2 separate regions of the Mus musculus genome follow, and region 1 is linked to region 2. The links are chromatin contacts, found by Hi-C or POLR2A ChIA-PET in ENCODE. All regions are on one chromosome and are shown on one strand. Each heading gives the region's core, a stretch centred on a gene start or an enhancer-like site at or near the end of the contact. The rest is flanking DNA. Distances are from core to core; before and after follow the strand shown. Region 1 overlaps Ptprk (protein tyrosine phosphatase, receptor type, K). Region 2 holds the start of Ptprk (protein tyrosine phosphatase, receptor type, K).

What was found. Hi-C counts contacts between places; a loop is a spot of excess contacts on that map. ChIA-PET counts read pairs that join two places held with the same protein, here RNA polymerase II (POLR2A).
Region 1: POLR2A ChIA-PET joins it to region 2 with 10 read pairs in embryonic stem cell. The contact joins the enhancer-like site here to the promoter of Ptprk in region 2. A Hi-C loop is called at or near these places in 3 of 37 maps with a recorded cell type or tissue (Patski and heart). POLR2A ChIA-PET finds 5 or more read pairs at or near these places in 4 of 5 experiments (Patski and embryonic stem cell).

Annotation. Positions count from the first base shown.
Region 1 is chr10:28,175,938-28,180,441 of GRCm38, forward strand. The region is part of intron 1 of Ptprk (protein tyrosine phosphatase, receptor type, K); the gene reads left to right. Among named protein-coding and RNA genes, the nearest start is that of Ptprk, 100 kb to the left of the region's middle. Within about 2 kb of position 3,225, at least 1 of the 3 ENCODE cell types and tissues checked has a DNase peak (open chromatin) inside an H3K27ac peak, as active enhancers do.
Region 2 is chr10:28,073,381-28,077,820 of GRCm38, forward strand. It overlaps Ptprk (protein tyrosine phosphatase, receptor type, K), which reads left to right and starts at 1,440. Exons shown (of 32, transcript NM_008983.2): 1 at 1,440-1,797. The coding sequence starts at 1,701.

The sequences.
Region 1 (4,504 bases), core at 1,975-4,474, 100 kb after region 2:
TGCTTCTGCTCCACTTTTCTTCTTCTTCCTCCTCTTCCTCTGCATCCTCTCCCTCTTCCATTATTCTCCTTCTCTTCTTCCCACCTTCCTCCCCACCTTCCCTCTTATCTGCCCAATCATCAGCTCTCCTTTATTTTACAAATTAAAGTGGGAAGCAGGTTTACACCTGGATGCTGACTCATTCCTTGTTCAAAGCCACTCACAGGAAAACCAAATTATCAAATATAAGTAGCCCCAGGGCTACCCACAACACTGAACCAGCAGGTCTTTCATATTGGATTGTGGATGTATGTGGCTAATAAAAAGTTTTTTACACTGCCCCCCCCCCCCCCCAACAGTTGAAATGAGCAACTGTCTCCACATTAACTCACGGTTTGAATGCCACTGTGTTTCAATCCTAGCAGTACACACTATATAACATCGGATTTGGTGAATACTCTTGCTATCAGGGCTACTCTTGAGGCAAAGCCACCTAAGTAGTTGGAGAGTAACTTGGGAGCTCTGATGGTATGATTGTCTATTGCTTTTCTGCAAGAAGGTCCTTTAGGCATATGGACTAGTGGAGATGCTGAGTTGATTCAAATACAAAGGGACTAAGTTTAGGAGCAGAATCCCCTCGGGACTCTTTCCTTTTGAGACCCATCACTGACAGGAAAGTACTGGTTGGAAGTTCCTTTGGTCTCTGTCAGTTTCTTATACATGAGCCCAATTTATCCTAAGACTGAACAGCTTGACTCAACGTTAAGCAGTACTTAACATTGGGAAATGTGGAGCTTACCCCTCAATCCTGTAGATATTTAAGTTGAGATGTGTAGTCTTACCTCCTGTCTCTAAGTGACTTCTCAGTGGCTGCCATTCTTCCTCTGCTTCCTTACCCTCTAGCTGCATAAGAGAACATTCTGCAGCGCGTTTTAGTCGCTGTGGCTTTCTTAAGAGGGACTTAACCTGTCTCCCTCCCTACCCGTCTCTTCTAAAATTAAGATTCACAGGACTAAAATACATTTCTTATTATATGTTCTATATTTCTGATGTAAAGACAAAGAACTGGGGCTGGGGAGATGGCTCAGTGGTTAAAGCCTTTGAGTCTTGCAGAGGTTTAGTTCTCAGCACCCGCACGGAAACTCCCAACTCTCTGTAGCTCCAGTTCCAGGGTATCCTGGAATGCTTCTTCTACTTCTGTTGTCTCTGACATGTGGAGTACATATATAGAGGTGCATGTGCACACAAACACACTCATACATGCACAGATTAAAGGAGTAAATATTTTTTTAAAATCCCCGTGTTTATTAAATGAAAATGTTAAAAATTTTGATCTAAGAAATTATTATGAAAAAGTAGATTTATTCCATATATAATACATTTTAAAATCTTGCCTCTGTCTGTCTGTCTATCTGTCTGTCTGTCTGTCTTCCTTCCTGCCTACCTGTTCCCCCCTCTGTTCGTGTGTGTGTGTGTGTGTGTGTGTGTGTGTGCCAGATGAGGACTTCAAATTTTCTGCTTTACCATTGTCCATTTTATTCCCAGGTCTTGGGTGGTGGTGCTCGGCACACCCCTGAGAGTCTCTCCCACTCCCCACAGCTCTGGGGTTAGAGGTACATGCTCTGTGTGCTTTTTACACAGGGGTAGAAGATGCTAACTTAGGTTCTCATTCTTACAGAGCATGTCATTTTACTGACTCCCCAGCCCTCAGTATACAGCTGGGAAACATAATCTGGCTCTTATAGAGTCTGTTAGAGTCCCAGGACCAAGTAATTAATTAGAAAACACAATGGAGAGCATGGTGGGTGTTTCTGACCTGTAGGACAATTGCAGCTGGGGTGTACACCCTGGTGCTTCATGTCACTTCATCTTGCTTCTTTATTTATCATGTGTTGGAAACAAGTAGATATTTCTTTTCTCTCTCTTTTTAAAAACCCACATTTATTTCATTTTATTTTATGTGCATGAGTATTTTGCCTGCATGCATGCCTGGTGTCCGACAAGGTCAGAAAAGTGTACTCAAGCCCCTGAAACTGGAGTTACAGATGGTTTTGATCTGTTATGTGGTTGCTGGGAATTGGAACATGGGTCTTTTGCAAGAGCAAGTGCTCTTAATTGCTGAGCCATTTCTTCAGCCCCAGCTATTTTCTTTTAGGATGATTATAAGGAAGCAGAAACTAATTTCCACCTAGCCATCCTCACGCACAAGCACATAAGAAATACATTAGCTCTATAATTTCAATAGCTGGTTACCATGTTGAAATAGGAAAATTAGTCCAACATCCCAATTAAGCATTACCTTTTAGTAGCACATGTAAAGATTATACCACCAAAAAAGTGTGGTAGGCAGGAGGAGAGTCTCTCAGCCCCTGGGGCTCACAATTGGTGAGTCACTGTATATCACTTAGCCTTGTGTTTTCTTATTGTAATAGGCTGAGTTTCGTGAATCATGAATTATTAGTTTATAAGAATAAGGTTATCTATTTGATGACACAGGACTCCCCGCACACCAAGCGTCATTCCTCCACTCCTGCTCTAACCTTTGGCCACTACTTTTCCAAACGTCCTAACCTGTAGATTATATTTTGTATGCTTTGTTCGACATGGTGCTATTTTATATACCCCCAAATTTACTACTTTATATATTTAAGACAATATGTTTGATAGTTTTCTTTACTAGTTAGTGATCTAAGAGTCTAGTAAATCATTATTTATTTAAAAAATGATACTGGGTGAGTAAGCCTGTCAAATGTGCATCGACTTTTGAAAAAAAATCAATGAAATCTTTATCAGATTTAGTATAATCAAATAGCAAAAGTTAATTAAAATTGGACTTCAAAAGAGGCAGGCAAGCCATCAGGGTGTTTACCATGGCATGAAAATTCTCTCACAGGTGTGAGAGAATATGATCCTTTTGCCCAGAGTTAAATATAATAGAGTAACTATGTAATTTATGTCATTATTTGCTAGTATTTTCTGGCTCAGAAGCAAGCCACAGGAGGCATAGTCTCCACTTATTCTCTGCACTGTACTGTTCCCAGGGTTTGTGGTCCTGCATTTCTGTTGGCTAAGTATTTTATGGAGTAGTCTTTGTATTGTCCTTTCCTTGTGTTCTTCCTGACTCAGAAAAGCAGATGGGAAGTGGGTTTCCTGCTGTCATGCTGAGTTTCAACTGCAAGGACCTAGCTGTGTTCTGTTATTTTTATCCTTGCTTAGATGTTCCCTGGGCGCCCCAAGCTTTCTGAGGGCAACAGAGTCCCACACAACTGGCACATAGGTCACGTGTCTAATGGATGGGCTTGTGTTTATCTCGTGACTTAGTAATTAAAGATTCATGGTTTACAAAGAGAAGATAAGCGTGTGACTGTTCATTGCTACATGCTAATTAAGCTTTAGCACTGTACCCTGGCTGATGGATTCCATGCATAACTAAACCAACACCTCCAGTTTCCACAACAGGAAATGTGCAAGGAAGCTCCTTCTGGGTTTTGGTTGGTATTTTTTTTTTTTTTTCCGAGGAAAGACTTTGTAAAAAAGAACAGATACTCTTTTTACCATTTTTTTTCAAAGTTTAAGGATTTAATTTCAGATTTTTCCGTGGCTGTAGGTGGAGTGGACCGCATCAGGACCATTCTGTTTCTGCTTTTCTTCTGTACATGTCTCTTAGTCTTAATTTAGTCTAATAGGTCCACTGAAAAGCCGGAATCCTATTTCAGATAATGCCTCTCCCTCACTCATTTCTCCCAAGGTTTTCTGAGCACCATATAGTAGGATTATGCACCTACTGGCCTTGCTGCTACCTGGGACCCCTGGATGCTTATTGGTTAACAGTTGCATATTTCTCCATAAAGAGGCTCTCTGCAGAGAAGGGAGACAGAGCTCTTTTGTGATTGACAGAGGATAGTGGAAGTATGCCATTGTTTGGTAATCATGGGAAAGTGCTTTGCAAAACTGAGGTGGGAGAAAAATCATGCCGTGTTTCTGTTCTGAAACAGGCTTAAAAATCAGGGATGGGTAAAGTGAATGTTGTGGGTAAGGAGGTCATTTCACTAAGTAGTCAGAGACACCCTGTTCAAGATTTACAGCTTTGTAGAGATCTGATTTGTTCAAATCTGTTCTACCTCACTATATTGACTTAGGGGTATTCTAATTGAAGAGGTGGCTATAACAGACATGGCTTGTCTCATGTGTTATATGATACAAACATTTTTTTAATGACGATTATATTCAATCCTTGTTTTCCCAAAGGAACATTGTTTTATTTTGTTTTAAATTTTTTTTTTTGAAATTTTGGGCAGAGAGCTTTTGAATAAACTGTGTATTCAAAAATAACACTGAGTAGGCTTTTTATGTCTATAGCTTCATAATAAATAAGTCTAGACTTGGTGAAGATATACTTTATTTTTTTGTCAAGATATAGGACCCATTAGACTAGAACACGGTATAGAATGCTAGCATTTATCTCTTCATTGAAAAATCTGAACTGAAAAGCAGGCAAGTTTCCTTGTACTGAGTCCTTTCCCCC
Region 2 (4,440 bases), core at 190-2,689:
AGAAAATAATAGGTTTTTGGTTACCTGTGATCTAATAAAGCTCTTTAGTGTACGAAATAAGGACCCTTGGTAGAGTGTGCTTAAAGTTATAGGTTAATGAGCTAAGGAACATTGACATTGTACCCAGAGGGAGATGACTGAACTATGCTGAACTGAATTGACAAGTGTTGGGCTTGTTACAGGTACTAATGAGCAGTCATCAAGGCTGTAGCGTAACGGACTTTCTATCCTCAGCAAATAAAAAAGAAACCCATTTTCTCCCTTCTTCATCAATATGTATAATATATGTGCATAGATGTGTGTGTGTGTAGTATACAGTCACTTGCATCTATTCCAAACCTAGTCATAACAGCATGTATTAATTACAGAAATATGTGGCTCGGTTAATGATGAGAATGCTGTATTAAATTGAATTTCACTTCATTTTGATTTTAAAAGGCTAAAGACATTTTGAGTGACTGACAGGTGCCAATCAAGGCTATTATTAGCAGTTGCATATATAGCATCAAAATTCAAAAAAAAAGTTAGGCTTATTCAGTTTTGGTCATACTTACATGTGTCATAATTTGCAGACATGAGTAAAAGTAAGCAACTATACAGCGTTGCTACAGAAGCAAGTGAAGGTGGCATTTGGAGAAATCACACCAAGCTGCTAAGGTAGCAAAACTGACTTCCTGCCTGTAACACAGCACACAGCATTGGGTTCCTTCGGAGCAACCATGCTGTGCTCATTGTTGGGATAAACTCCTTTTATTAAATACTTATTTCTTATATAGCTACAAGACAGTAAAAATCAAAACAAAACCAAGTCTTGCTCTACTCCACCAGGCTATGCGAAGGCTGAGCGGCTGGGAGCTTCCCAATGACAAATAAACCAGAAACGAGGCACGCCAGCTGTTCACACTGGAAACTTACCCAACATTTTATTTTGGTCCAAGTTTTATTTATTTCGTGAACAAACGAGAGTAAGTTTTCAATGGGGTAGGGAGCCTTATTCCTTATCCTATCAATAAGGAAGAGTGAAATTTCAGTGCAGGTCGGCGTTTTAAAGGTCACATCTACGCTCCCTTTTCTTCCTACCACCAGCCGCTCTGGTGGGACCGCCACCTTGGGGACAGAACCCCAGGACACCTCTCCTCGGGCGCCTCCTCCGTCGTCCGCCCACAGTTCTGCCTCTCAGAGTTGAATCTCAGGGATCCGGCAGGGAGCTGCGCCAGGTCCCCCTTTCCCGCTCGCCGCCAGAGAGCCGCGCGGCCACCGAGCCCAGGTGGCGAACAAAGGCGGCGCGGGGCGCAGGGCGCGGGGCGCGCGGCCCGGCTGGCGCGCGTCTCCCTAGCAGGAGGCGGCAGTGGCGGCGGCGCGCACCGGAGCCCGCATTCCTCCGAAGCTGCCGGAGCCCGCGGGGCGACGTCACCCCAGGCTCCGCCCCCGTCCCTCCCAGAGCAAACTAACTCTGGACTACCCTGAGCAGCCTCTGCCTAGCATGGAGAGCGGCGGCCGCGGCTGGCGGGCGACGCTGGAGACGCTTTCGCCCGCGAGGTAGTTGGCCGACGTTGCGCAAGGACGAAAGTGCTGGCGGGTGGCCGCGGCGTCTCCGCGAGCCCCCCGACGAGGCCGGGCGGGCTGCTGGCTGGCGGATTTCACCGCGATTCCCCCGGAGGCTCTTTGCAAAGCTGCTTGAAACTTCTCCCAAACTCGCCATGGATGTGGCGGCCGCTGCGTTGCCTGCTTTTGTAGCTCTCTGGCTTCTGTACCCGTGGCCTCTCCTGGGGTCGGCCCTTGGCCAGTTCTCAGCAGGTGAGAGGTTGGGGGTGGTCTGTGTCTGTCCACAGTCTTGGACTCAGGCAGGAAGGACTGACTGATTGCTGGTGCTGGGTTCGGGGATCCAGGGGGCGTCCGCTTAAGGTGGCGGGGGTGGTGGTGGTGCAGGTTGGAGCTAGGTCTGTCCTGGGAGTTTGTGTCAGGCGGGACGCAGGGCCAAGAGCTGTGCGCCCCCGTGCGCAGGTAACTTTTACGTTCTCGACCCATTGTTTCTGAGGCTAGTCCGGCGCGCAGACAGCCCAGGGTGTGCTGGATGGAGTGTGTGGCGACCTTGCTTTTCCTGGGTGTTCTTTTTGCCTGGGAGTCGGGAGCAGTCCACAGCATTAGTTAGGGAAGTGAGGAAGAAAAAGTACTTAGGGCTCCCGGGACCACGATTTTATGGCTCGCTGAGCTGGCTAGTGGCTCTCTGTCGCCAGACTGTTCAAAATTTCCCCGGGAAGTCTTTGTGAGAATTGTGGAGACACATAGGGACCGATCTCGGTGTGTTCTGCCAGGTGCTTTTTGTCCCGGGTATAACCGCCTCTGACTATTGTCCAGCTACTTCCCGGTGCCTCCTGGAGGCTCCTTCCTCCTCTGCTGAGGGTTCAGAGTTGCTCCTGGATAGATTACAGAGCACACAGCGTGGAGCACGTTGTATGTATACATTGGCAGAGTCCGTACGACGTTTGTAAATGTAGCTCTAAGGGTAGATTCAGAGCTGTCCTGGGCAGCGAGTTCTGGGCTCCCATTCCCGGAAGGCTTACCCTATTTATGGGGCGAAGCCACCACAAAGCTCAAATCTGGCTCCACACCACCCTGAGTCCGCCTGGGTGACCTGGGCTGGGAACGTTCGCTGTTCTCCTGGACAACCCAGGAGTGAGACGTGATGCGATATTCCAGGCTATCCCTTTGAGTTCTAAGTAAAACCGCTCAGATAAGTCCCAGGATTCCGGGTCTTTCAGACTGGTGGTCTCTGTTCCCGTCCAGTTTTGATATCCTGCCTGTAGGTCGCTGGCTTCTATGTATCTGCCGGCTCTGAAGTTTCACCAGGTGGACGCTGGGGAGCGGGCTCCCAGGTTTAAGCCTCTGCCTCCCACAAGGCTTTACAACTTTTCTGGTTAACCCACCCAGCCCAGCAAGGTTGGAGGGCGCATCCGCTGCTGCCTTGGTTCCCAGTGTTTGTGGAAACACAGAGTGGCCAGAGGGTGACGGGAAACGCGACAGCCGCGCTCCTGGCTGAACCAGCAGGATGGGAAGACAGAACTTACTTTGTACTTGATAGTTTCATTGTTGAGACTGCTCGATTTCCTGGAAATACACTCACCATGATGTTTTCCGGAGCAAATCGTCCCTTAGCTTTTCTTTCCCCCTCCCCTTTAGGAGTTAGACCTCGGAGTCTGGAGCTTGAGTGTATCCTCCTCGTAGGCAGAGACTATGAAATGGTAGCAGGCAAAGGAAAGACCGTGTGTGGGGTGGTGTGCAGAAGGCACCAGCTCTATGCAATGAATTCCGACGACTTAATTTAATTTTCTGGTTTCCGCGTTACCGAGTGTCTCTGCCATACAATGCTGTTAGTATTGGAACCATGCTTGATGTAACTCATTATATGCAGCAAGTTGGAGGGAGTATTGATTTCTACACGGTGCTTGTCGCTTCACGGAGAGCCTTGCTTGAGGAGGCATGTTATTTGTTAATTGAACTTTACCAGTTACATGATTAAACACATGTATTTAGAACTGGAGACTAGTGATGTCTTAGCAGCTGATGGATAGATTTTCAACATGTGAGAATTTTTTCTCTTTAAAAATGTTATTTATCATTTAATCACTGTGTACCGAGAGTGCCTCATCACACTGTGCAGATTTGTTTCTGGGAGTTTATAATGAATGCAGGCTCCACAGATCTGGCTCTCATCCTTATGTTTGCCCACAAATGAAGGCCTTTTATCTCTTGAGTTTAAAGTCAGATTGCGCACCTATCTGTTTTTCTCCAGAGATTGAAAGTTGGTTTTTGTAGACATCTCTTTTCTTCTGGCTGTCATAAATCATTTGGTATTGTAATGCCATTAAACTCTATGGCATATTTGTTAAAAAAAAAAAAAAGCATTGACTAGGGACAAGAAATTGGAAGTGCTTTGTTTTGTTCCTTGCTTCCCCCCTTCCCACTATTCTATTTTAAATGAGGAACTTTTGGAGGCATTTAAATGAACATGCTTTAAAGAGCTGAAGAGACATATTTTCTAAATTCTAAAGTACTTCATCCTACTATATATGCATTTTATAACATGATCACCAAGGGTGGTTCACCACTTTCCAGGAGTACTCTGTGGCTGTTAATGTAGGAAACATAACTACACATTTGGGAGGATAGTGTAGTTGGGAATGTGTGTATGTCATATATACATTGGATCTCTGTGTGTGTCTCAGTCACACATTTAACACTTTCAGAGTGCAACCTTCTCCTTTCTGTCTGCAGTTCAAGTGTAAAAGTGCTCCACAGTAAACATCTTTAAGGCCACGACTTTATCTATACATTTTACCTTTTACTTGAGTCTCTGAAAATGACACTTTTATCTGTATTCTATCCAGGAAAACTGAAGTGTGGGAAACCAGTCTGCTACTCCAGTCTATTTACTAGGCT